Linked DNA regions of Homo sapiens: regions 1 and 2 are each linked to region 3. The links are chromatin loops, found by intact Hi-C in ENCODE. Cell type or tissue: chondrocyte. All regions are shown on one strand.

Region 1 (8,000 bases), 510 kb after region 3:
AATATCAGCCAGGCGTGGTGGCAGGTGCCTGTAATCCCAGCTATTTAAAAGGCTGAGGCAGGAGAATCGCTTGAACCTGGGAGGCGGAGGCTGCAGTGAGCCTACATTGTGCCATTGCACTCCAGCCTGGGTGACAAGAGCGAGACTCCGTCTCAGAAAAAAAAAAAAAAAAATCCCATTTGCATCTTGCCCCACATCTTCTTAATATAGACCTAAGTGGAGGCGGGGAGGGTCTGAAGAGGGGGAAAGCACACCTACATTAATTAAATCACATATATGTAATTAACACATCTACAGGATTGCCAGATAAAATACAGGATTCCCTGTTAAATGTGAATTTCAGATAAACATACTTACACTACCATTTTTTAATTTATCTGAAATTTACATTTAACAGGGCCTACTGTTCTTTGATTTGTTAAGTCTGGAAACCCTACCCATATCCCAGCTCTGCTGCTTACTAGCTATGTGATGTTGGGCAAGTAACTTGACTACTTTGTGGCTGTTTCCTCACCTCCAAAATATGCATCGTCATTGTATCTACCTTATATAGAGCTGTGAGGATTAAAGGATATTTGTAAAGTACACAGAAGAGTTCTTGCTGTGTGGTAAGCCCTATATCAATGTTAGCTATTATTCATATTATTGGTGCTGTTTTTTTATGACTGCATCCAAGGTAACATACTAGGCAATGGGAGACAGGCAAAGAGGCGCCAGGACTCCTACCCTGCAACTGTAGGGAACCTGAAACAGGTCCACAAGTCAATGCAATAGAGATGTGGTGAGGACCAGTGTAAGAGGTGCTCAGGTGGGGAGGGGGCTTCTAATTCAGTGGGATCAGGCAAGGCACCAGGCAACAAGTATTTATTAAGTGCTCACTATGCCAGGCACTGTACTAAGTACTAGAGAGAGAATTTGGCAAGGACCAGCCCTCAAGGAGCTCACAGCCTCAGGGGAACAACAGGTGGTAATGGCGCCAGGCACCACATGTACCTGCTGAGGCGGGCACATGGTCTTATGGCAGTGCAGAGGCTGCAGGTGGGAGAGTCAGGGGTTGAGATTGAGAGAAGACTTTGTGGAGGAGGTGACAATAGCCTGAGTCTTAAAGAATAACCAAGAGTTAACAAGGCATGATAGGCCTTTGAGCTGATTGAAAAGAGGCTGGGATTCCAGCCAGTTAAGACTCAGGCAAGGAGATTCCCAGCAAAGGGAACTTCACAAGCCAAAGCGTGTATTTGTAAAAGGGCAGGCTATCCTCACAGAAGAGTTAATGGTCACACAGGAGAAAGCTGCAGAGATGAGACCTCACTGGAGAGAACCGGGGAAGGCCCCCATGATGAGGAATTGATTTTTGTGCTGGAGCAGTGGGAACCATTGAACATTGTGAGCAGCAGACCGAGCTTCCAGAACAGTCACCTGGCCATAGTGGAGGGAGAATGGATCGGAGGGAAGTGGAGAGACAGTTGATGCCGTGGGCCCAGTTCTGAATCAAACAGCAGGGGACTACTGGGTTACATCAGTTAGCTTTTGCTGCTGCAGGGGAGAAAAAGTAATATATTTTCCTCATCCATTACAAGGTTTGCAGCTGACACCCGTGTAACAAACGATAGATTAAGAAGAGAAAAGTGCAACAGATGTATTTAACCAAAGTTTTATGTGAGCTTTCAGAAATGAAGGCCCAAATGCCATGGGAAAATTGTGTATTTGTAGGCTTATGTTCAACAAAGAATGGGCAGTTGTGCAGAAATGTGATTGGACAAAAAAGGGGGTATGACCTCATGGTAACAAACCAGAAGAACTTAGCAAGGCCTTGCCTGCATTCCTCTTTGAGTTCCTGTACACCGTTTCTTTCCTCTGAGTATAGGGCAGGATCCCTCTGGAATGAGGATCTCATGACCTAGTTTCAGGGGAGATGGGTCAAAGAATTTTTTACAGCTAGCTCTCGCCCAGGAAGGCAGGGGATTGGAGAGTAAACTTTTTGCTTCTGCTGTTTTCTCAACTTCTAAGATGCGATATCTTGGAGTATTGTGTTCTGAATGCAGATACTGCATAATAAACCACTCCAAAACTGTGAGTCAGCAATCTGGGCTGAGCTCAGCTGAGATGGCTCATCTCTCTGCTCCACATGGGGCTCACATGTGCCTTTGCAGCCCATAAGCAGTGTGTGCCTCAGTTGGCACAGAATGTGGGGGGGCCCAGAGGGAGGGGATGCCAAGCCAGGCAGGGCAGCGTGGAATCACCCATGGGAGCAGCAGGGTCTTCACCCAGCTCCCAGCAGGGCAAAGCAGGGAAAAGGACATAGACCTCTGCTTTACCAAGGGGGCAATCTGGGACTTCTAAGTCCCAGCTCCCCTGCCCGTCTATCGCCTTTCAAAGGAATGAGCCCAGTCTGCTTAGAGAACCAATAACATGCCACATCATCCATCAGACCCTTTACAAAGCATTTTCTCATGTTACATCTTCCTTGACCCTGGCAACTATACAGTGAATCTGGTTTTGTTATTTTAATTCATATTTTACAAATAAGGACACTGAGGCACAGAGAAGCTAAGCAGTTTTCCCATGGCCACAAGCCAGTAAACATAGCACCCAGGATTCAAACCCAAGCTGCCCGACCTTCAAGTTAGCAAAGCAAAAGGAAAGGGGCAGGCCCGGCACGGTGGTTCATGCCTGTAATCCCAGCATTTTGGGAGACCAAGGCAGGTGGATCACCTGAGGTCAGGAGTTCGAGACCAGCCTAGCCAACATGGTGAAACTCCATCTCTACTAAAAATACAAAAATTAGCCAGGCATGATGGTGGGCACTTGTAATCCCAGCTACTCAGGAGGCTGAGGCAGGAGAATCACTTGAACCCAGGAGGCAGAGGTTGCAGTGAGCCGAGATCATGCCATTGCACTCCAGCCTGGGCAACAAGAGTGAAACTCTGTCTCAAAAAAGATAAATAAATAAAAAATGGAAAGGGGCAATTGGGGAAAAGCGATTTACTCCAACAAATGCAGGTGGCTCTTATCCACAAGGAGGAATTGAGGTAAGAAGTGATGAAAAGCAAGGCCGAAGAGTCAGCAGTGGCCAAGAAGTTCAGACTATTTAGATGGCAATGAGGGACTTTCAGAGGATTTGAAACAGAGGAATGCTAGACATTCAGCACATGGTGGGTGAATTACTGGTTGACTGGATAGGTGAATATTCAGACTTCTGTAACAGTCACTCTGGAAAAGCACAGAGGACTAGGAGATGGAGGGGAGAAGCACTATTGTAATCCAAGCACAAAAGGATGATGGCTGATCCAGGAAGCCTGTGGGAATGGAAAGAGACAAATCTGAGCGATACTTCAGAGGGTTAACCAGGCTAGTTGGCAAGACAGGGTGACTGAGAGTGGAATCCAGAAAGACCCCCAGATTTCTGACTTGGTCCCCAAACAGTGGGGCCATTCTCCAAAATACAGAATATGGGGATGGATGGGTGTCTGGGAGAGGCGGTGGGTGTGGTGTCACACCTGCTGAGCTTCGAAGGCCCGTGGACAGTTGGGTCATGACTCTGGAGCTCAAGAGAGAGGTCTGGCCTGAGATGCTTCTTTGGAATTCGTCAGCTTAAAGATGTGAGTTGAGTTCACAGAAAAGTGAAGGTTTTCCATTAGATAGTGTGTCAAATGAGATATGGCCAGCAAGAGCTAACTAGGGAAGACCAGCATTTAAGGGGTGGGAAGAAAACAAAAAGTAACAACCAGAGAGGAAGGAGAAAAGCCAGGAGGGAATCCCGGAGGCCAATTTAGGATGTATCTATTCCCTGCCCAGTGTTACTTTCCTTCTAGTACTTATCAACACCTAACCTTGTATTATGTATGTATTTGTGTATTCATTTATTGTCTGTCTCTCCCACTAGAAGGTAAACTCCACTAGGGCAGAAGCTTCTTGTCCCTAGTGTTTAGAAAGGGCCTGGCGTATAGTAGGTGCTCAATACGAATTTCTCCAAACATTGTTCGGCTACCACTGGGAAGCTGACTCTTAAAACCAGGTCAGCTCCCTCTTGTCTCTACATCCTGCAGTTCTCCATTGTGGCCATTAGGTGGCGCATCTGTATACGTGAGGAAACCGGAAGCTGGGATTACACGCGGCCCAGAACCAGAGAACCGGGCAAAACCACAAAAGGCAGCAAAGAGCTGGGCGGACTACAAACAACATTCGTCCGTTCCCTTAGCAGACATCGCCAAAGCACCAACTGCGAGCCAGGCTCATGCTTCCTGGGGCCCTCTGAAATTCAGACTGCGGGGAGGGAAGGGAGGAGAGTACCTGCCAGGTCTGAATGCCCCCTGGGACAGGCAGAGAGCCCGCTTCGCAGAGCTCTAGGGCCAGGACAAAGGCAGGGGTTAGTGGAAGGGCTGCTGCAGCTGCAGGGATAGTCTGGGAGCTGCTCTAACTCCAACAGAACATGTTGTAGGGTCAAAATCTCGAGTCTAAATTCCAACTTCACCACTTATGGCTGTGTGGTCTTTGCCAAGTAATTTGCCCTCTCTGAGTCTCAGCTTCTTAACCTATAAAATGAAGACCCTAATAGTCCCTGCCTCAAAAGATATTGAGAATAAAATGAGAGGACCTTGGCTCAGCACTTTTCACACAGCCACAAACCTAAATATTATTCCTAAAAATTAGACATAATAACCTACATTTGTATAGCCTTTTACAATGTTCTCTGTGTATCTTTCATATTGTAAGGTAATCCTCATGATAACCCTGCAAGATAGGTATTTTTATTATCTCACTTCCCAGATAAGAGGATTAAGGTTGTCGGATTATATAACTTGTCTACAATCATATGGCTCATAAAGTGATCGACTCAAGTCAAGTTCAGCTCAGCAAATGCATATGCCACCCTGTGCCCTGTGCAGCAGGCAGGCACTCTGCTGGGAGATGGGGATCCGGATGGAGATCATGGTTCAGGGAAGAGACACACACAGAGAGATTTCCATAGGATGTGGTAGCTAGTGAGTCAGGGGATGCCCAGGATGCTGTGGGATCATAGACAGAAGCCCTATACACTTGGCCCAACTGGCAGATTCTAGAAAGGCCGCTCAGAGAGGGTGCCCTCTGAACTAAGTCTCAAAGGGTGTGTAAGAGTGACCCAGGAGAAGACCAGTGGTCCAGGAGAACGCCAGCATTCCAAGCTAAAGAAACGGCATACACAAAGGAAGCTGTTCTGAAACAAGATCGTGTAACTCCAAAGCTAGTAAGCAGGGAGCAGTCTGCCCCTTTCTCTGGCCGGCCCCGGGGGAGCGAAGGGAGCAGGCAGCCTGTGAAGGGATCAAGGGTCCCCACACGTGCTCTTTGTCCAGTGAGCCTTCCCTTCATAGCACTTGTCAGTTTGTCATGATTTCTACCTCGGAACCCTTAGAGCAGCGCTCCTCCAGCTTGAAAATGTATGTGAATTGTCTGGGGTCTTTTCAAAGGCAGATTTTGACTTAGGAGGTCTGAGGTGGAGCACAAGAGTCTGCTTTTCTAACAAGCTCCCAGGAGGTGCCAAGGCTGCACACATGTCCGTCTTGGGCACTGGCCTGGAGTGGCAAGGGCCTCCCCATCAGCTCTAAGATGGCAGGCCGTGTATGGCTTCACTCAGCTATCATAGCCTCAGCTTGTGACATGGAGGAGGCTGGTGAGAGAAAGGTTGGGAGGGAGGGAGGCAGGAGGGCAGGACACATGGCAGGCTGACTGCAGGGCTGCAGCGGGGAACCTGGGGATGGAGAAGATGCTGAAGGTGTGGGAGATGCACCCCGAGGCTTCGGCATCCTCCCTCCACTGTAGTCAGTGCTGGAACTCCTAGCACTGACTCTCCCAGAGCCCCTGGGTCTGCGGCAGAACAAAATCAAAGAACCCACAAACGTCCTTCTCCCCACTCAGCCAAGTGTCTCTGATCTGTCACCATGCTCGGCCTGCCGCCCTCTCCCATCCTATGTTCCAGACAAATCAGAGGACAGCAGCCACGGAGAAACAGGCTGAGAATCAGCTCCCAGCACCAAGCCCCCCTCAGCCAGGCTTCCCTCTCTCGAGGAGAGACAGGGAGCACCAACCCTGATGCCACAGCAGCGCAGAGTTCCTACAGCGCTGTCCCAGCTGGCCTCAGAAGGGCTCCTGCTTTGCCCTCCTCCCTCCCACTACTCACGCAGCCCGTTCCCAACTGTACCCAATGCACACACACATGCATGCACACACACAAACACACATATACACACACATATACACACACACACTTACATACACATGTATACACACACCCATACACATGTATACACACATGTACATCTACATGCACATACATACACATACATATATACATATACACATACATACACACATACACACGCATACACACATACACACATATACATGCATATACATATACACATACACACGTGTACACACATATATACACATACACACATATACACACATGTACACACATATATACACACACACATACACACACACAAGATTTAAAACGCTGACCTCAGAAGCCAAAGCCCATGATAACCGTCCCCCCGGCCCCATCCCCACTCCCCTTCTGAGATTCTTTTATTTAACAAATAATATATTCAACAAATATTTCTTTAGCGCCTACTGTGTGATACAGCAATATCACAATGACCAAGATAGATAAGGTCTTTGTTGTCCTTTCTAGAACGGTGACAGATAATAAATGAACCCAGTGATCCAGAAAGTGCAGGGGTGGGTAGTGGAGAGTCACTGAAGGGCTCTTGAAGCTGCACCTTCATTGACGGGAAGAGCCAGCAGAGTGAGGAACAGGAAAGAGCGTTACAGACAGAGAGGAGCAGGGCAAGCCCGGCCCCGGAAGGAGCTGGGTTTGCTGAGCAGCAGAGACGCAGTGGGGCCAGGGTCTGCTGTGTAAGGAGTGGTTGGAACAGACCGAGGCCCCAGGGGCAGCGAGGGCCGTAAGTGCTGGTGCTTGCAGGCAACACCTACTCTCCTTCAGCGGGAAGCCCCTGGAGGGTTTGGTGTTGGTGATAGACCCACTCTGCCAGCATTGTGGGGAACTCGCTGCTCATTGAGTCAAATGAGAACCAGTCTTGCTCTCCAAAGGGCTGGGTGTCTATGAGGTTCTCCACCATGCAGTATGGGGGCAGGAGGGTGGTGCTGCTGGTCCCCCACCCCTCCAGCTGCCACCGATCAGCCATGCTCAGAGACCAACCATCCCAGGCTGATGGAGCATCGAGGAATTCCTGGAAGCCCAGCCAGGTCTCAGTTGGGTGACCAAGTGGACACTGGAGGAAATTCCCTCAGTGCTGTCCTTGTCCTGGCACCAAGAGAGTTTTTCCAGCCTGCTCAGACGAGGCTGGCCAACCTGGCAAACTGTCTCTAAAAAAAGGGGAGTATAGAGGTTAGAGAGAACCTTAGTGCGTGAAATAGATGAAAGCTTTACCTCTCCAGTTACAGCCAGGATGTGCGTCCCAAGCCCACCCTCACCCTTCTTTGCTCTCGTCACTGGTAACTTTGGGTCAGCCTCTTGTGCTCTCTGGCCTCAATTTCCCTCTCCCCATGCCACCTGTCCACCCGAGACCCCATTGTCTTTGGCAGCAGAACTTGGGGAAAGCTTTTGGGGGCTCCCTCCCACACACAGGGAAAGGGACGGGTACCCCCACCGCCCACCCAAACAAGGCAAAGTCTGCAGAGCTGGGCAGGTAGGGGCAGAGCAGGGAGGGAGACTGAAGCTGCCTGCTCCAGTCCTGGCCAATGGGAGAGTAAACTGTAAAGAGCTCAGCATCCCGCGATGATGTGTTTCTTTCATAATCAATGCCCCAGGAGCCAGCTGGGTGCAGGAGTGTCGCTCAGCCACCCCCGGCTAAGGCCGCGCTGTGGCCTCTTAGGCTGGCTTCCAGCTCTGGGGACCCACTCTGCCTGGGATCCGCTCAGTCCTCCCCAGGCTTCAGTGCCCCAACAGTTAATGCCATTTTTTTCCTGACTGACAACAAGCACAACACCAAAACAGTCAA
Region 2 (8,000 bases), 400 kb after region 3:
TGAGCAAGGCCTCAGCTGTCCCAGGGACTCCTCTCTGGAGAGTCCAAAGGCAAGCGACCCCCAGCCGTGGCACTGCACCCTGAAGGATGTGATAGGGGTGGGAGCTGTTGGCCCTATGAGAGGCCTATGTTGCTTGGGCTCCAGGGGTGGTGAGAGGGCCCAAAGGCAGGCTGACTCAGGCCTGCCTTTCCCCCTGCCAGGACTTCCTGCTTAGTGGCCAAGTGTAAGTTACTTAAACTTTCTGAACTTCAGTTTCCTTACTGGTAAAACAGAGCATGGTCATACGTATGACAACACGGTATGAGCTGTAAAGAGCCTAACTTAGTATCTAGGACATGGCAGGTGATGAAGAAATTGTAGCAATATTTATAGTGCTCCTGTTCCTCACCCAGTTCAGGCCTTCAGGACAGAGAGCTTTCTCTGAACAGCCAGATCCTTCTAGAAGCACTACCACCCTGATGGGGCCCCCAGAGCTGACCTCAGGTCCAGGTGCAAGGCAGAGCATGGCTGGTATACACAAGGCTGGACAGGAAGAGCATGTCTGAGATCTTGGGCAAGATGTAGAAGCCCTCTGAGCTGCCATTTCCTCATCACTGGGAAGTGCAGGTTACATGTGCAGTAATGCCCTGGCTGTTATAACCAGCCGGGGCCAACCTTGCACAAACCTCCCACCAGAACACACAGGATTTCACCCTAAGGGATGTATGCCTTTAGGTTAAGGGATTCTCTTGGTGAAGGATTGTTACCTGTGGAATACACCTGGTTACAAGCGTCCAGCCAGTCGTTAGATGTTAACATCTTAATACAGCATTTGAATCAGATCACTTTTGGGGTGCAGGTGTGGGAGAGACAGGATCTCCCTCTGTCACCCAGGCTGGAGTACAGTGGTCCAATAACGGCTCACTGCAACCTCCTCCACCCGGGCTCAAGCGATCCTCCTGCCTCAGACTCCCAAGGAGCTGGGACTACAGGCACACACCACCGTGCCCAGCTAATTTTTGTATTTTTAGTAGAGACGTAATTTTACCGTGTAACCCAGGCTGGTCTCAAACTCCTGGGCTCAAGTGATCTGCCCGCCTCAGCGGCCTCCCAAAGTGCTGGGATTATAGGTGTGAGCCACCGCACCCAGCCAGATCACTTTCTAATAAGGCAAATCCTCAAGAGAATGGGTGAAATGAGACATACAGGACAAATTTTGAGGAGAGAAGGGGTGGGGAGAACAGGGATGGAAGACCTGGCTGGGATGGCCAGCGAGGGAGTGGTCCCAAGAAGGGCGGCTCCCGCTACCAAGGTATCTAGGAGGGCAGAGACTACCAGCTGTGTCCCCAGCCTCCTTGAGCCTGGTGCAGCAGCCCCCACAGGCACAGCTCAAGCCCTAATTACACCCTCCATCACTCTCCCACTGAGGCTGAAATGGGGACAGATCACTCACCGTACAGTGGCAGTGACCTTCACAGACCATTTCTCCTCCTTCCAGCCCCCCACTTAGCTGAGACCATGTTCTCTTTCGTCTGCTGTGTCCACAGTGAGCCACAGCAGGGCCGCATGCAGCCACGGCAGACACAGCCCTTGAGGTGGGGACCGCTGGGGTGTTGCAGATCTCAGCCACACAAAAGGTCTGCCACAGCAGCTAGTTTCTAGAAGACTTAGGGATTTAAGGCAGAGCCCTGTAGACAGGGCTGGCTGAAGAGCCCCATAGGAGTCGACTCTGGGAGCTGGGGGCCCAGGAAAGTGGGTGTAATCTTAGACTGCATTAATTGCAAAGCAATTTTTAAAACAGAGGGAGGTGATGTTCTTCTTCTAGGCTTTGCTTGATCAGGCTACATCTGGAATTTTGGGTTCAGTTCTAGAAATCAATTTGAAAGGGGGTATTAACAAAACGAATAACCAAGGTAGTTAAGGTCAAAAGACCATGTCAAATGAGGAAGAGGCAGGCCTGTATAATGGTTAGGTATGCAGCCCTCAGAATCTGGTTCCTGGGTTTACATTTGAGCTCAACAAATGCTCAACAATGAAAGCCAGAGTTAGTATCCATACTGGTGTTGAGATCAGCTTTCAAAGGACTGTGGCATGTTCTGCTGCAGTGGCCCTGGCTGGTATTCAGAGGGAGCCCCTGCTCCTAAGGATGGGGCACAGTAGAAAGAGGAGCGTTCAGGAGTAACTGAGTAGAGCCTCAGCCAGCAGCTGGGGCACTAGGCAAGATCCAGCCCCAGCCCCAGGAGGCAGGGATGAAATGCCAGCAAGGTCAGGTGAGGTGGCAGGATAAAGTGGGTTGAGTCACTGACACACCTCCCAAGCTTCAGTGACTGGTGCACTAGTAGGGAAACTGAGGCTGAGAGGTAAGGGGCTGCACTCACGCCCTATAGGTACATCTGTGTCACGGATCACTCAGTGCCAGAGCGACGAGATGTGCTTTGGGTTCAGAAACATGGGAGCACTTATCCCAGCACTGCTGTGTGATGAGCTGTGTTACTATGCACCAGTGACTCAGCCTCTCTGAGATTCCATTTCCTCCTTTGAACACAAGAGTACCTACATGGTTAAGACCAAGGGGAAAAAACTTAACAAGACAACTGACACACATAGCTCTCTCTCAGTTTCCCAAGCCCATGGTGCCCTGAGTCCCTGCCTGCTGGTGGGCGGGCGGAGGGCGGCTGCCACAGCCCTGCCTGCCTGGACCAGGAGCAGCACAGTTCCCGGACAAAGCTGGCCACAGTGCCCCCATCCAGGAAGAGTCAGTCATCCCCACACCCCACGCAGGTTGTAGCTTCTGTTCCCCTGCACGCAGACGCTGCCAACAGCCCAGACTCTTTCAGCTCTGGAGGGCTTGGAGGGCCCTTCATCTGCCATTGTGTTATTTGTTGTCCCTGTTCTCGTGATGAACAGAGGAGAAATATTGTCTCCAGCCAGAGCCGCAGGAGGCAGACACCTGGAGAGGCAGCGGCTCCAGGGCAGCAGTAATTGCTCTGATTGGAAGGCATTTCCTCAGGTTGCTGGAAGGGACCGGGAGAGGCAGCTAGTGTGCGGGTGCCCTGGGTTCCAGGAAAATCCTGGGGGCTTGCAGCCCCCTTGAAGAATGAGTGCCAGGCTTCACGGCCCAAATTGCTGTTCTCTCTTTCTCCCTGCAGCAAGCTCCCTGCTGGAGTGACTGATGCCCTCGTCTCCCCTGGTCCCCCCACCACCGCCACCTTCTTCCCACCTCAGCTCACTTGTTCTCAGGAGACAGAATTCCAGCCCTACTCATAAATCCATTCATTTGACGTATATTTCCTGAGCATGCCTCCTAACTGCCAAGCTGTGCTCTAGGTGCTTGGGATTTATCAGGGGATTAAACAGCTCCCTGCCCTTGTAGGCCTTACCTTTGAACCAGGGAAACAGATTCTAAACAAAAGCATAATAAATTGGTAAATTATATAGAATGTTACAGCATGTTCAATGCTATGGGGAAAATAGAGCAGTGGAGTGAGGAGGATTGGAGTGCCCAGGGCGCGTGCAAGGCTTAGGACTCCAAAGGGAAATTTTGGCAAGGACTCCTCCTCTCCTTCCCCTCCCTGCCTCAGGGCCCGCAGCAAGGCTCCACCCAAACCCCTCCAGGTCGCTATCCCAGGAAAGGGGAGTCCCCAATTCCTATTCCCACCCCTATCAGCCAGCATAGCCCTCCCAGGTAACTTGCATTTTGCAAAGCACTATTAACATGCAAAAAAATCCTATTTAAGCCTCTCTTCAAGGATACCTGTGGCTGAGTACACTTATTCCCATTTTGTGGATTAGGAAACTGGGGCTCAGAGAAGCTGAGTATCAAAGGGCAAGGCCACACAGCTCTAATAAGTGATAGAGCCAGACTTTGATCAGGACTTTGACTCCCCATCTGAGCTCTTGGCCAGTGTTACTCTCATGTCCCTGATCTCATTGTGTCCCACAATGATTCCATGAGCCGGGGAACAATAAAGCCCATTTTGCTGATGGGAAACTAAGACTAGAGAGTTTAAGTAACTTGCCTGAGGTCACACAGCTAGCAAACGGCAGATATAGGACTTGTCCCCAATCTACCTCATGGCCCAATGCTTTCCCCCGAGCCCTAGATCTGAGTCTTCCAGTCCACCTCTCCCTTCTTCCTAAAGCCTTCCAAAGACAGACCTCTGCCCCTCCCTGTACCAGGGCCCAGCTCTCCTTAGAGTCATTCATTCCTTGCATTCACTCACTCTCATGAAAACTAAAAAGAAGTGAAAAGATAGATGGCAATAAGAATTGTGTTCAACTATTTTACTTAAGTCATAATCATTCCTAATCTAAATTTGCTGGAATGTATTACACAACCTAATCATTCACATATATTGTACTGCGGTTTCAATTTAGTGAAAAGTAAAAGCCATTCAGAGACAGAAATATGTTAAATGAATATCTCCCAGATTACAGTCCTTCAGCGAGATAAAGTGCAGCCGGATTTTTATTTTGATTCAGGGATTGGTGCTGCGTGCTCCTCTTTCAGTTTGGGTGCATTTCTGGCTCCTCTTCCACATACAATGAAAGGCTGGGGGAGTCGAGAGCACAGTGAAGACTGCAGGCTACAGGGTTGGTGAGAGGGAAGCGCTGTGGGTTTGGGAATGTGATGGCTCCATGACCCACTGTTCCAGATTGGAAAGCTGCCCAGCCAGGGGTCTGCAAACTACTCCTGGCTTACCTCTCTGCCTCATGCCTCACAGCTTCCCCTGCAGCTCTGCTCCAGGCCAGACCAAACATGCCATCACCGGAGCAGAGTGTGTTCTTTCTGACCTCCCAGCCTTTGCACACGCTGCCTCCACAGCCTGGAACGCTCTGCAGCCCCCGTCTTCATCTCCCTGTCCCCTATTTGTCCTTCGGGTTTCAGCTTGGATGTCATGTCCCCAGTGGACATTTTCCAAGAACTGCCATGTCTGGTGAGTGGCTCTCCCTACACATCATCCCGGTGCTCTGGACTCTTCCACTGGAGCATCCATCACACTGCATCGTCGTTGCCTGTTTATTCATCTCTCCCACTGACTCCCAGCTCCCTGAGGCAGGGACTCTCTCTGGTTTACAGTTGTGCCCCCATGCTTAGCCATAGTAAGTGTTCAAAGGACGTTTATTGGCTGAATTCACCATCCCAAGCCTTCGAACAGTGACTTGCCCTTCTCCCAGTAATTTTAGGGCCCTTGCTGCATGCCTGCCTCAAGATCTCTCTACAAGCTGGGTCAGTTTTTATCCTCACCTGGATGGTTGGTTACCAAGGAGGCCCCAGCAGAACAGTGCCCAAGTGATGCAAAGCTGTGTCCCAGCTCCTGACCCAGTGCCTTCACGGTGCCACCTTGTATCCGCTACTTCAAAAGGGACAAGTGGCAGCACCCAAGTCCTCACAGGCCAGAGAAAGTGATGAGGCTTGATGTGGCGTTGTAAACATTGAATCTGAAGCCAAAAGACCCGAGTTCAACTCTGACTTCTGCTATGTATAATTTATGGCCCTGAACGAGTTACCTAATTAGTCTCACTGAGCCTCGGGTTTATAAAATGGAAAGTAACAACACCGATGCCTCTAACTGTTGTTAGGAAGAACTAATGACAAGCAGAAAGAGGGCGGGGTATGTGCTTAGAGGCAGCAGTGCTCCTGTGAGTAGAGAGGCCACGAGACCCTTCCCCCAGCTCGCGTTCAGTGAGAGGGTCTCAGCAAGACCGCTTCGTACTTGAAGGTAACTATCCAGTCCGAGCTGGATTACCTAATTACCTACTTACTCCTTCATGATTTAAACCAGGGAAACGGCAGCGCTAAACAATGTGATTTTTATTGATTTTAGCTCTATGTTCCTCATGAACAAGGACACATGAGGAGTGGCCGCTCTAATTCAAGGTCCTCAGGTGCCTTTTCTGGGCCAAATGCCTTGCTGTGTTTTCCCTAATGTGCGCTGTAATCTGAGCTCATTCCTCACCTCCCATCATCTGAATGCCGCCACGTCCGGGGAGGGATCCTGTGGCTGAGTAATGCGCTCCAATAGAGAGTTTGTTTTTAAAGAGAGGAAGTAAAGAGTAATGTTCCTGTTCCAAGCTGCTGAGGGAATTAGGAAGGCAGACGGCCATTACTCAGGCTGGAATCCTGCCAGGGCTTATGATATCATATTTATTTGCCAAGAAAAACATCTCCCTCCTCTGTCTCAGGCAGCACAGGGAAGCTGAAGCCCAACTCCAATCACGTTCCGTGCGGGAGCTTTAAGACACACAGATGGAACTTAACGAGAGCGACGGTCGTTTACATTGATGGAGTACCTTTTAGCTAGATGCCCCCCCAGAGTGTGACAAGCCTTCTGGACAGACGAACAGACACCGGCGTAGAGTGCTAGGCCCCGCATCCCTTTGTTCCCACGTTCCGCAGGAGGCTTCCCCCGGGGCCTCTGCCACTTGGCATGAGGGTGGAACCCTAAGCAGTTTTCCTATCCGGTCCGCTGCTTCCAAACTCTGTTAAGAAAGCAGGAGATGGGAGCGAAGCCTCTTGATAAAATTCCACAAACTATCCTGGTGAAGGTTAATTCCTGGCCGGGCGCGGTGGCTCATGCCTGTGATTCCAACACTTTGGGAGGCTGAGGCGGGCGGATCACACGAGGTCAGGAATTCGAGAGCAGCCTGGCCCGCAGGTTGAAAACCCATCTCTACTGAAAATACAAAATGTAGCCGGGCGTGGTGGTGAGTGCCAGTAATCCCAGCTACTGGGGAGGCTGTGGCAAAAGAATCACTTGAATCAGGGAGGCAGAGGTTGCAGTGAGCCGAGATCTCGCCATTGCACCATTGCACCCCAGCCTGGCTAACAGAGACTCTATCTCAAAAAAAAAAAAAAAAAAAAAAAAAAAGAGGCCGGGCGCGGTGGCTCACGCCTGTAATCCCAGCACTTTGGAAGGCCAAGGCTGACGGATCGCGAGGTCAGGAGATCGAGACCATCCTGGCTAACAAGATGAAACCCCGTCCCTACTAAAAATACAAAAAATTAGCCGGGCGTGGTGGCGGGCGCCTGTTAGTCCCAGCTGCTCCGGAGGCTGAGGCAGGAGAATGGCGTAAACCCGGGAGGCGGAGCTTGCAGTGAGCCGAGATTGCGCCACTGCACTCCAGCCTGGGCGACAGAGTGAGACTCTGTCTCAAAATAAAAAAAAAAAGAAAAGCAAAGAAAAAAGAAAAAGGTTACTTCCTTTATGATGCACTCCAGAGAGCTCTACAGATGAAGCCACAGTTGTCTGATATCTGGTATTATTGAGTTAAGTGCCCATCATTGGGGTTGTGGCCTGTTGACAGTGACCCATGTGTGGTAGTGGCATCTGGCCTGCAACTTCAAGGGTGTCACAGTGGGGAAGCTCTGCCCCAGATCTAAACGACACCCCACCTGCTTCACCTTCAGTCCAGTTAGACACCAGAGAGAAGCTGGTAGTGTCATTGGTGGTGTTACTCTGAGTGCCCTGGTACAGGAGGAGGAAAGTTAAGCCCACATGGGACATTGAGAAAGACCACCTTTGCTCCCCTCTGCCTGCCTTTGCAGCCAGGCTCGGTCATACCCACATGCCTGGGCTGAACTGAGGAGCATAGACAAAAATGAGTTTTCAGACTACTGGGGGCTTTGTATGGGGAAGAAAGGGGCCCATCCTAGAGTCCAGGAGAGTGAGGAGCTACAGTCAGAGAGGGCAAACCTTGACAAGTTCCAGGAGTAGGCAGAAGAGTGCATCCACAGGCGCTCGCCAGGCAATGGAGAGGTGTTGGAATAAGCTGTATAGGATCTAGATATGGCAGCAAAGAGATGGGAACGCCAACGCCCTAATTCCGGGGCACCAACTGTCCACACTGCCTGCAGACTGTGCTCCCAGGCTATGTTGATGTCTGTTTTCCTTCTCAAGCACGCAGCCCACGCCTGCAGAATTCATCGGGTGCCCTGGCTGCTGCCACTGCTCAAATTTTACTCACGAGGATGGCTTTGTGACGGATACATCATCTCATTTTCCTGGAAGTCCTGAGGG
Region 3 (8,000 bases):
TCTCCCCCATTGAACCTCCCCCTACTGCACGTTAACTTTCATTCACTCATAGCTTCTAACTCACTGAAGGAGCTAGGACCATTATGCTTTTTAATTCTTTTTCTCCTCTCCCAGTGGTAAAAATGAGTATTCTGGCTGTATACTTCTAGAAGTTGGTAAATGTCAATATTGGATAAGTGTTTCCTTTATATCACTGCAATTTAGCATAAGCTGCTTGGAAACAAATGTCTTCCATAAGCATACAATGTTTCAGTGCGTACACAGTCAACACCACTATGAACATTAAATAAATGTCAGCTATTCCTTGGCATACTTGGTAACAAGTTAAAGCCATGGAAATAATGGCCAGCATAGGTGAATCTGCTCTGTGTGGAGCTGTTCTGTTGGGGCATGAAGGGTGGAAAGAGGAAGTCATCCTTCTTCTCCTTGGAAATAACTGCAAAGGGGGCAGCCAAACACAGACACCTGCCTGCATCCCCTGGACAGGTTTTTCCTGGCATCTGGAAGCCTTCCCACGCCCTCCTGACCCCCTACTGAACACATACACACACACACACGCACACACCACTTAATGTTAAATCAGTGTGATATCTCCAGAATCAGCCACTTTTCTCAAATGGGAGCTATGCTCTCACCCTACTCTTTGCCTGTCTTCATAGGCAAAGCAAAGTAGATTTATCTGAGGCTGATTTTTTTTTTTTGATAATTGAAACTAAAACTGCAATGGATGGCCTATGTATGTCAGTATAAGAAAGGATGTGTGCGCATCATGCTGAATTATCTAGATGGTCTGCTCACTTGGCCTGTATTCAGTGGATTGTTGTTGCAAGTTTCTTTTTAACTTATGCAGATTCTTTTTAACTTATGCCTGGACAACTGGAATCTGAAATCTGAGGCCAAGAGTTGCAGCAATAACAAACAAACATCGCTGTCACTATTCCACATTTTCCCCCAGGGGCTCCACATAGTCTAGTGTCTCAGTGGGTGAAATATGCTGCTCCTTCCTTTGTGATCAAATACCATTTTATGACACTAAGGCTCAGCCCTTGACCACTCAGCCAGCACTCACTGTGGGCCTCCTATGCAGTAGGCACTGTGCTGGGGCTTTTGATGCAAAGATAATGAAGACCATGTTTCTGCCCCAGAGCTCTTAGTCTGGTTGGGGAGCAGACACTTCGATTAAGGTTACAATATGATGGGTTCAGAGCTGTCAGAGTGTTCTGAAAACAGGTGGATCAGCAAAGGCATCAGAAAAGGTTGCACAGAGGAGATGACATCATGCTTGATATTATAGGATGCTCAAGAGTTCTCTAAACGAAGCATGAAAAGCGATTTCCAGTCTCTTACATACCTTACAGTGTATGCAAATACAAAAGGCAGAACAGAATGCGATATGTTCAGAAGCCATGGGCAGTATGATGGCTAGAGTGCTGCTGTGTTAGGGAAGTGGGAGAGGAAGGTTGGGAAGGGAAGAGTCAACTCGTGAATGGCCATGGGTGCCATTATACATCTTTTGAGGATGGATTGAGATAATTAAGTAAACACCTGAGAAACATTGCTAGTAGCCTATGGGTTTGTGGTCCTCTCTACATCACGGGTTTAGGGATCAACATGTTATTTTTACTTCTTGGTATTTCTTGTGTTTCACATGGGGCTAAAAATGTAAAATTGAATGGAAATATACTTTTTAATCGTTCTTTCTAGCTGATGGATGAAGTGAGCAAGAGAATAAGTATGGGGGGAACTGACCTTAATGGTTAGTCCACATTCCAGAGAGGAGGCACAGAAGGATGGTGGGTAGATGAATGCCAGAATGATGTGTTAGCTAAAGAATGTGGAAGAGAAGAAAAAAGATCATGGAAACACACAGAGGCAGGACTGCTGGCTGCACGCTGGACTTGAGCAGAAAGAGTGCATTGAGGAATGAGATTTGCCAGTTTGTGGATCCCCTTGGCTAGTTAGAGGCGCAGGCAGCCTAACATTGAAGATGGGTGCTAACCAGAAGAGGAAACAGCACTGGAGCAGGTGAGCACAAAAACCTAGGGACATTTTGCTGATGATGTCTTTCTTGTTCTCAAGAGGAAGCTAAGTTATACTGGCTTTAGGGAAACCAAGGTTACAAGTGAAACAATTCTACTCAGAAGATGTTGGAAATGTTTTACAAGGCTCTGGCACTGAGTACCCTTCCATTTAAGAGTAGAGAATATCATCAGATCTACCTGTATGTTCCACACTTTGGCCTGTTCTCTTCAGGAACTGGTGGAGGCTGGCAGGACAAGCTCAATGATGAAGCAAAACCCCGATTGTTCAGCAAGAAATAGACAGTGTTATTTCCATGACTGCGGATATGTAAGTCTCAAGTCTAAGGCTGGCCCACTGAACAGTCTCTCATTGCTGAGAGTGTTCTGACTCACGGTGGAATTCAGGCCATCAGGAATGTAGGAGTCAATTCCTGAGAAATGGGTTAGAGAGTAGACTAGATGACGTCCAAAACCTCTCCAACTGTAAGATTCTCTGAATATTATCTCTTAGCAACAATCTATTTATTTTGGATGACACATTCCTAGGGAGTAGGTGATGCATTCTATTTGCTCTTTGCCAGCAAATTTTCTTGTAGGTGCCTGGCAAATTCTTTTGGTTGTTGAGGGTGTTGTTAGTCGTGGCAGTAATTATGTTCTTATGATGATGATGGTGATGATAACTAGCATTTGTGTAAAGCTTCATAAGTTGCAGAGTGGCTTTCACAAGCACTACCTCATTTCATCAGCAGAAGTAATGAGAAGTGGGCATTATTGCTGTCATACCCCCAGAGAGGTTACTTTGCTTGACTAAAGTCATTTTCAGTCTGGTTCACTTATTCATGTGCCTTGATGTTCCTCAAGATGCTGGTACATCCAGCTGTTCCACATCAACACTAAAAAATGCAGGAGAGTATCCTAAGCTGTGGTGTCATAAGACAGGTCATAGTCTTATAATTTGTGGCAATCCCCAGTGTCTAGGACTGGAAAAGGATTTTAGGGAGTTTCCTATGAAAATCATGCATCCGAATCCCAGGTCTGACCTTCGAACAAGGAGGCAGCATTGTAGTTCAATTTCTTTTTTATTCCAGACTCTTTCTGAGTCAGTTTCTTTATCTTTCTGGCATTCAGTTTTACCTCGGGGTACAAAGTTTCCAGAGGAAATAACAGGCCAGGCTTTGGGGCTGAAGAGTAATTAAGGACATACTGCTTGAGTAGCTCCTTTTGTGGCTGTTCTGACAAATAATAATAATAATAATAATAAAAAGGAAGGAAGCAAAGGCAGGGACTTTGCTTCTCTTAATTGGTTGATTAAAATCCAAGTCTTTTATCACCCCTGGTGTCTAGCACACTATTGGGCACATAGAAGGCTGTGAATAAGTGTGGAAATATTGGAATGGAATGAGGGGTAATGAGAGGAGAAGCCAGCAGTGCTTGTAATATCAGCACATGGAGAGATGCTGAGAGGGCCCCTGGCAGGAGGCAGAAGAAGAACCTGACTAAGTGAAGTGTGGACGTGCCCTGCAGGAAGTTGTTCCTTTCTGGAAGGCTTTGAATGCCCTTTGGGTCACCAGAGACAACGCCAAGAGAAACAGCCTCTGCCAAGCCACCCACTGCTCAGCTTCAACAGGAAACCATCGCGTCCTTCTGTTCTTTAATGCATGTCAGTGCCCATTTCTGTCAGTCACCTGCAAATGTCACAGGTGACTCGGCTCTGGTGCAGTGTGACAGTCCACCTGTCACCCTTGGCAATGCTGGGAGCAATGACAGCTTCAGAGTAACACTGGGGCCCGGTTGGTTCATTGCACAGGAAGCTTAGCACGTTCATCCGGGAGTGGCAGGAGGAGTGATTCCCACCCTTCCCTGCCTCACTGACCTTGTGGCAAAGAAAGCAAAACCACCACTTAATCCCTCAGTGGTTGCGTTCCCTAAATCCTAGGACCTGCACTTTTTCTGCGTCTTGCTAGAGGACGCTGGGGTCCACCCCACATTCACAAGGAGTTCTGTTTCTTCAGGGAGATGCCCTCTGAAGCCTTTTTCTTACATAGGAAGCTGCACCTGAGTGAGGGGCAACTGCGGAGGCAGAGAGGAGCTGTTCTTCTGAAGCCGCACCAAGAGCTGGGGCACTATTTTGGGCCCTGACGCCAGGTGAAGGCTGCAGTGCCTCAGTCAGCCTGATGGTGGCAGCAGCAGCGCTTGCAAAGCCCTGAACCTGCCCAGAGAGAGCAGAGCCCGGGAGGTCCCTTAGGACGGGGAAGGGGAAAGCCTAGTGGCTGCCGGGAGCTGGGAAGGGACGGGAGGGATGGGGGGCTCTCCTCCTCGCCTCTGGGTGGTGAGGGCAACGTTACAGATGGCGGCGGCTCTCGCAGGAGGCGGGTTCCTCTCTCCTGATTCTGCAGGGTGTGAGGGTGGAGTGTTTGAGGGGATCCGGATGAAGGGTGGCAGCAGCTAAGGGGGTACAATTGCAAATGCTCAGAGGGGCTTGAGAGAGCTTCAAAGAGAGGGAGCGAGGAAGCTCAGCCCACCACACGGGTTTCCCTGCCACAGGGATGATGTTTCTCTCCTGTATGTGAAGGTGAGTCCTCCCCAGCAGGGGGACCGCCAGCCCAGAGCCCCTACCTCTCCCTAGAGCCGCCTCCAGGCCTGTGCCCCCTGCCCCGCTCCAGGCGTTTTCCCTTCCACAAGGAGTGATTCCACCCTTCCAGGGTCAGGGAGCCAATATTTCTGTTGTCATTCCCCGCAAATGCTGAAAAAACAAAACAAACAGATGCTAAAATGAGGCTTCATTATTCCTGATCTCCTGGGCAGGCTGTGGAGGTGCTACTCTGTTTTCACCTCTGGATGGTATTACTAATTTCCAACAACACCATTATAAAAAACCACCACGGGCCATGGCTGTTTGAACATCCTTCCAGGCAAGATAACTGGATCCTGGCCACAGGCCCTGGAAACAATGGCCTTCATGCTGCAGGAGAGACACCGGGGGAACCCTGTTGGCCCTAAGACTTCGTTCCCCTGTTGGCCCTAAGACTTCGTCATGCCTTTCTTTACCTCCAAGGGGATGGCGGCTCACCTTTTTTGCCACTTGATAATTGTGACGAGATGTGTCTGAGATCCCGAGTTGATCCACAGGCAGCGTGAACTAAGATAGCGGGAATAGAATGAAGGAAAGGTGCAGCCACCATGGGAACAATCCACTCCCTTGTCTGGTCTGCAGCCTGAGTGGTTGGTAGAGCTGGCGGTTTATGTTACCTTTGGCCTTTCATTCAGTTTTTCTGAAGTTGCTGGAGGGATTTTCTATACGGTGTGCTGAGACCCCAGCAGCTTCCCTCAGCTGACTCACCATCAGAGTCCCTTGCCGCTCTCTCTGCATCAGGGTGAGCTGCCACTGCCCCCTTCGTCCCCACAGTGCCAGCCTTTCTGGGCAGTGGAGTTGGGCTGAAGGCAGGATTGCTGTCTTCATTTTACTGATAGTTCTACTAGCAAATTCCAGGTGACTTCTTCAGCATCTCTTGTAGAAAAGAAAACTTTTTGCATAAGTTTTGCAAAACCTTACTTCAAACTGCAGAGTTGATGCTACAAGGGTAGAAGAGGAAACATAGAGCTGCATAGTTTGAGAATTTACTGAAAATAATGGGGACTGAGCTCCTCCTCAAATTAAAAGATGTTATACCAACGAGGTGTTTGACCTTGGCCCTGCTGTCCCCCGACCCCTTGATTTGGCCACTTTTTCCCTTTCTCCTTTCACCAAGAGCTGCGTTAGTGTTTTGGGATACCTTAATAGAAAGCTGAACTGAGGAGGGAGGAGAGTGGTGAGAAAAAAAAATCAAAACCTGTAATGGTTTCAGTGTGCTGGCCTCAGCATGTTTCTCTACCCCCGAAGCCTTGTGATTGCTGAATGGGGACCAGCCACGGGGAGATGGTACTGAGGCCTGTGGCCAGGCCCACTGCTGAGTTTTGCATGCATTCCCTTATTCCATCCCCTAGCAATCTAATAAAGTAGGGATCCTTAGACCCATTTGCCGATGAAAACTACTGAGGCTTAGACAGATTCGGTAACTTGCCTGAAGGTCATTCGACTGGAGAGTCAAAGACCTGCCAATCAAACACCCTTGTGCAGACCCCTTACAGCCCTTGCTGCTGCTCCATTCAGGAGCCACCTCCAGGCCTATGCCCACCTGTGCCCTCGACACGGCTGTGGAGGCACCAGTATTTCTGAAATTCTTTTTTCTGAAATTCTTCAGGAAGGATTTCAGAAATACTGGTGTCCCGACAGCCGTGTGACCATCAGCAAGCCACAGAAACCCCTGCCCTGGCCGGTGGGTCCCCTCCTTCATAGCTTGTAGGATTTGGGACGGAGAGCTGATAAAAATGGAAGAAAACCTCTTCCCCCAAACAAAAGCTGAGTAAGAATTTGAGAAGCTTTCCTCCATGGCTAGCGACTGCTCTCTGCCTCCACAACCCACTTCCAGTATAGCTTAACATTTTGAAAGCCAAATGCTGATTTCTTTAAAAGAATTCATCATCACCCAGCTTCCCTTCAGTGGATTAAGAAATAAATAAATAAATCCCATTCTGCTTAGGGAGAGTTGAGCCTTGTGGTAGCTGTGTGCTGGAAGAATGGAGCTACTCTACATAAAAAGACTTTCCAGAACTTCAAAACCCTCCTTTTCTGTCAAGTCTAGAATAGTAAAAATATCAGGAGATTACGTGTTTCTGAAATGATTAATAATGGTTATTAGGGGGAAATAAAAAGACTCTTAGAATGTAGGAGAGCCTGAGTGTCATAGAGCCTATGATTCTTTTCACTTTGGTCTCGGCTGGTACAACTTACCTTGTGTCAGAAATCATTTTAGAAGATGGCACATGTCTACCCAGGCCATGCTTAAAATTGTAATATTGGTTTAAGATAGACACTTATGATAAACTAGCAAAACATGAAAGTTCTTTGACGTTTTCAAAGCTCCTTTAGATCGAATCAGAGCAATACAGAGGAGGAATGCAAGGAAGATAGATCTCTGCATAGAATACTTCAAATGCCTTCTTTTTACTTCAGTGGGACATGCCGTCATATCAACAGAGCCTTGGCAGCTGATGCCTGGGTTCCAAATCCATATCAATGCTCCTTTCTCTGGGCATGAGCTTTGTTTTGGGTGTTCTCTTCATCAGATTGGGACAGAGGTTTTTGCAGAGAGAAATCCATACTTTACAGGTGAAAACAGCTGAATACTGGAACTGGTCAGAATCAAGACATACCAACCAGAAAATCTGAACACTTACCTCTCCTGTTTGTCTGTGAAAATAACAGGAAATCTACCTTTCACTCTTATTATCAACAGATATTCTAAGATCCATGCCATTGTATTCATGCCAAGGAAAGTTTGAAAATACATAGACGGTTGTATTTTTTAGTTAAATTGTCTTAGTCTTGTTCATTGTTGACTTTATGCGTACTATAGACTCTGCTAGATTTGCTCACTCACAATTGCAATGGAAAAGGAATCTTTGTGGGTCAGTGTATCCCCTTAATTCTAGGTGTAGACTCCCTTTGCGTGTTCCTGACAGGTAATTATCTCACATATCAAGGAAGTATTAGGGTCTTTCTATGGTTCCTGGGTTATCTGAGTTCGTAGATTCTCTATCACCGTGGTTCTTCAAGTGTGGTCTGCAGGTCAACTTGGAGATTGTTAGAAATCCCCATTTTTGGACCCCAGTCCAGACCTTCTACATCAGAAGGGTTTTGACCAGCAGCCTGTGTTATACCGAGCCCACCAGCTGCTCCTGAGGCCTGCTCAGCTTGGAGCACAGGTGCCATCAAGGCTGAGTCTTGCTTCCTTATGGTGTCCCCTCATTTTCACCTCCATGTGGACACTGCTGATAGTAAGTCTACAAGGGAGTCGAAAGTCACTTTCTAACCAGAGAATTTAAGGTGACTCGTGGGAGCTGCCTCTCATGTTTTCATGTTACATCAGGAATCGGGAT

What was found. A loop is a pair of places that touch in the nucleus more often than their neighbours do. Peaks named below come from ENCODE experiments on the same cell type or tissue, not always from the same donor. Only the 100,000 strongest peaks of a DNase experiment are listed, where the experiment ranks them.
Region 1: a loop joins it to region 3, with 2.8 times the contacts of the local background. A loop is called at or near these places in 4 of 110 quality-filtered maps.
Region 2: a loop joins it to region 3, with 2.7 times the contacts of the local background. A loop is called at or near these places in 3 of 110 quality-filtered maps.

The regions. Positions count from the first base shown.
Region 1 is chr11:126,476,987-126,484,986 of GRCh38, reverse strand. The region is part of intron 4 of KIRREL3 (kirre like nephrin family adhesion molecule 3); the gene reads left to right. Among named protein-coding and RNA genes, the nearest start is that of KIRREL3-AS1, 63 kb to the left of the region's middle. RefSeq lists an enhancer at 5,588-6,089. In chondrocyte, CTCF peaks have their summits at 3,846 and 4,056 (motif pointing right); no DNase peak of the experiment used is centred here.
Region 2 is chr11:126,584,072-126,592,071 of GRCh38, reverse strand. All of the region lies in intron 1 of KIRREL3 (kirre like nephrin family adhesion molecule 3), which reads left to right. All of the region lies in intron 1 of KIRREL3-AS1 (KIRREL3 antisense RNA 1), which reads right to left. Among named protein-coding and RNA genes, the nearest start is that of KIRREL3-AS1, 44 kb to the right of the region's middle. RefSeq lists enhancers at 4,182-4,900, 4,901-5,621, 5,622-6,341. In chondrocyte, no CTCF peak of the experiment used is centred here; no DNase peak of the experiment used is centred here.
Region 3 is chr11:126,986,754-126,994,753 of GRCh38, reverse strand. All of the region lies in intron 1 of KIRREL3 (kirre like nephrin family adhesion molecule 3), which reads left to right. It overlaps MIR3167 (microRNA 3167), which reads left to right and starts at 6,212; the gene lies at 6,212-6,296. It overlaps LOC105369558 (a long non-coding RNA gene), which reads right to left and starts at 2,323. Exons shown (of 2, transcript NR_188549.1): 1 at 2,220-2,323. In chondrocyte, CTCF peaks have their summits at 3,947 and 4,188 (motif pointing right); DNase peaks (open chromatin) are centred at 4,253 and 4,593.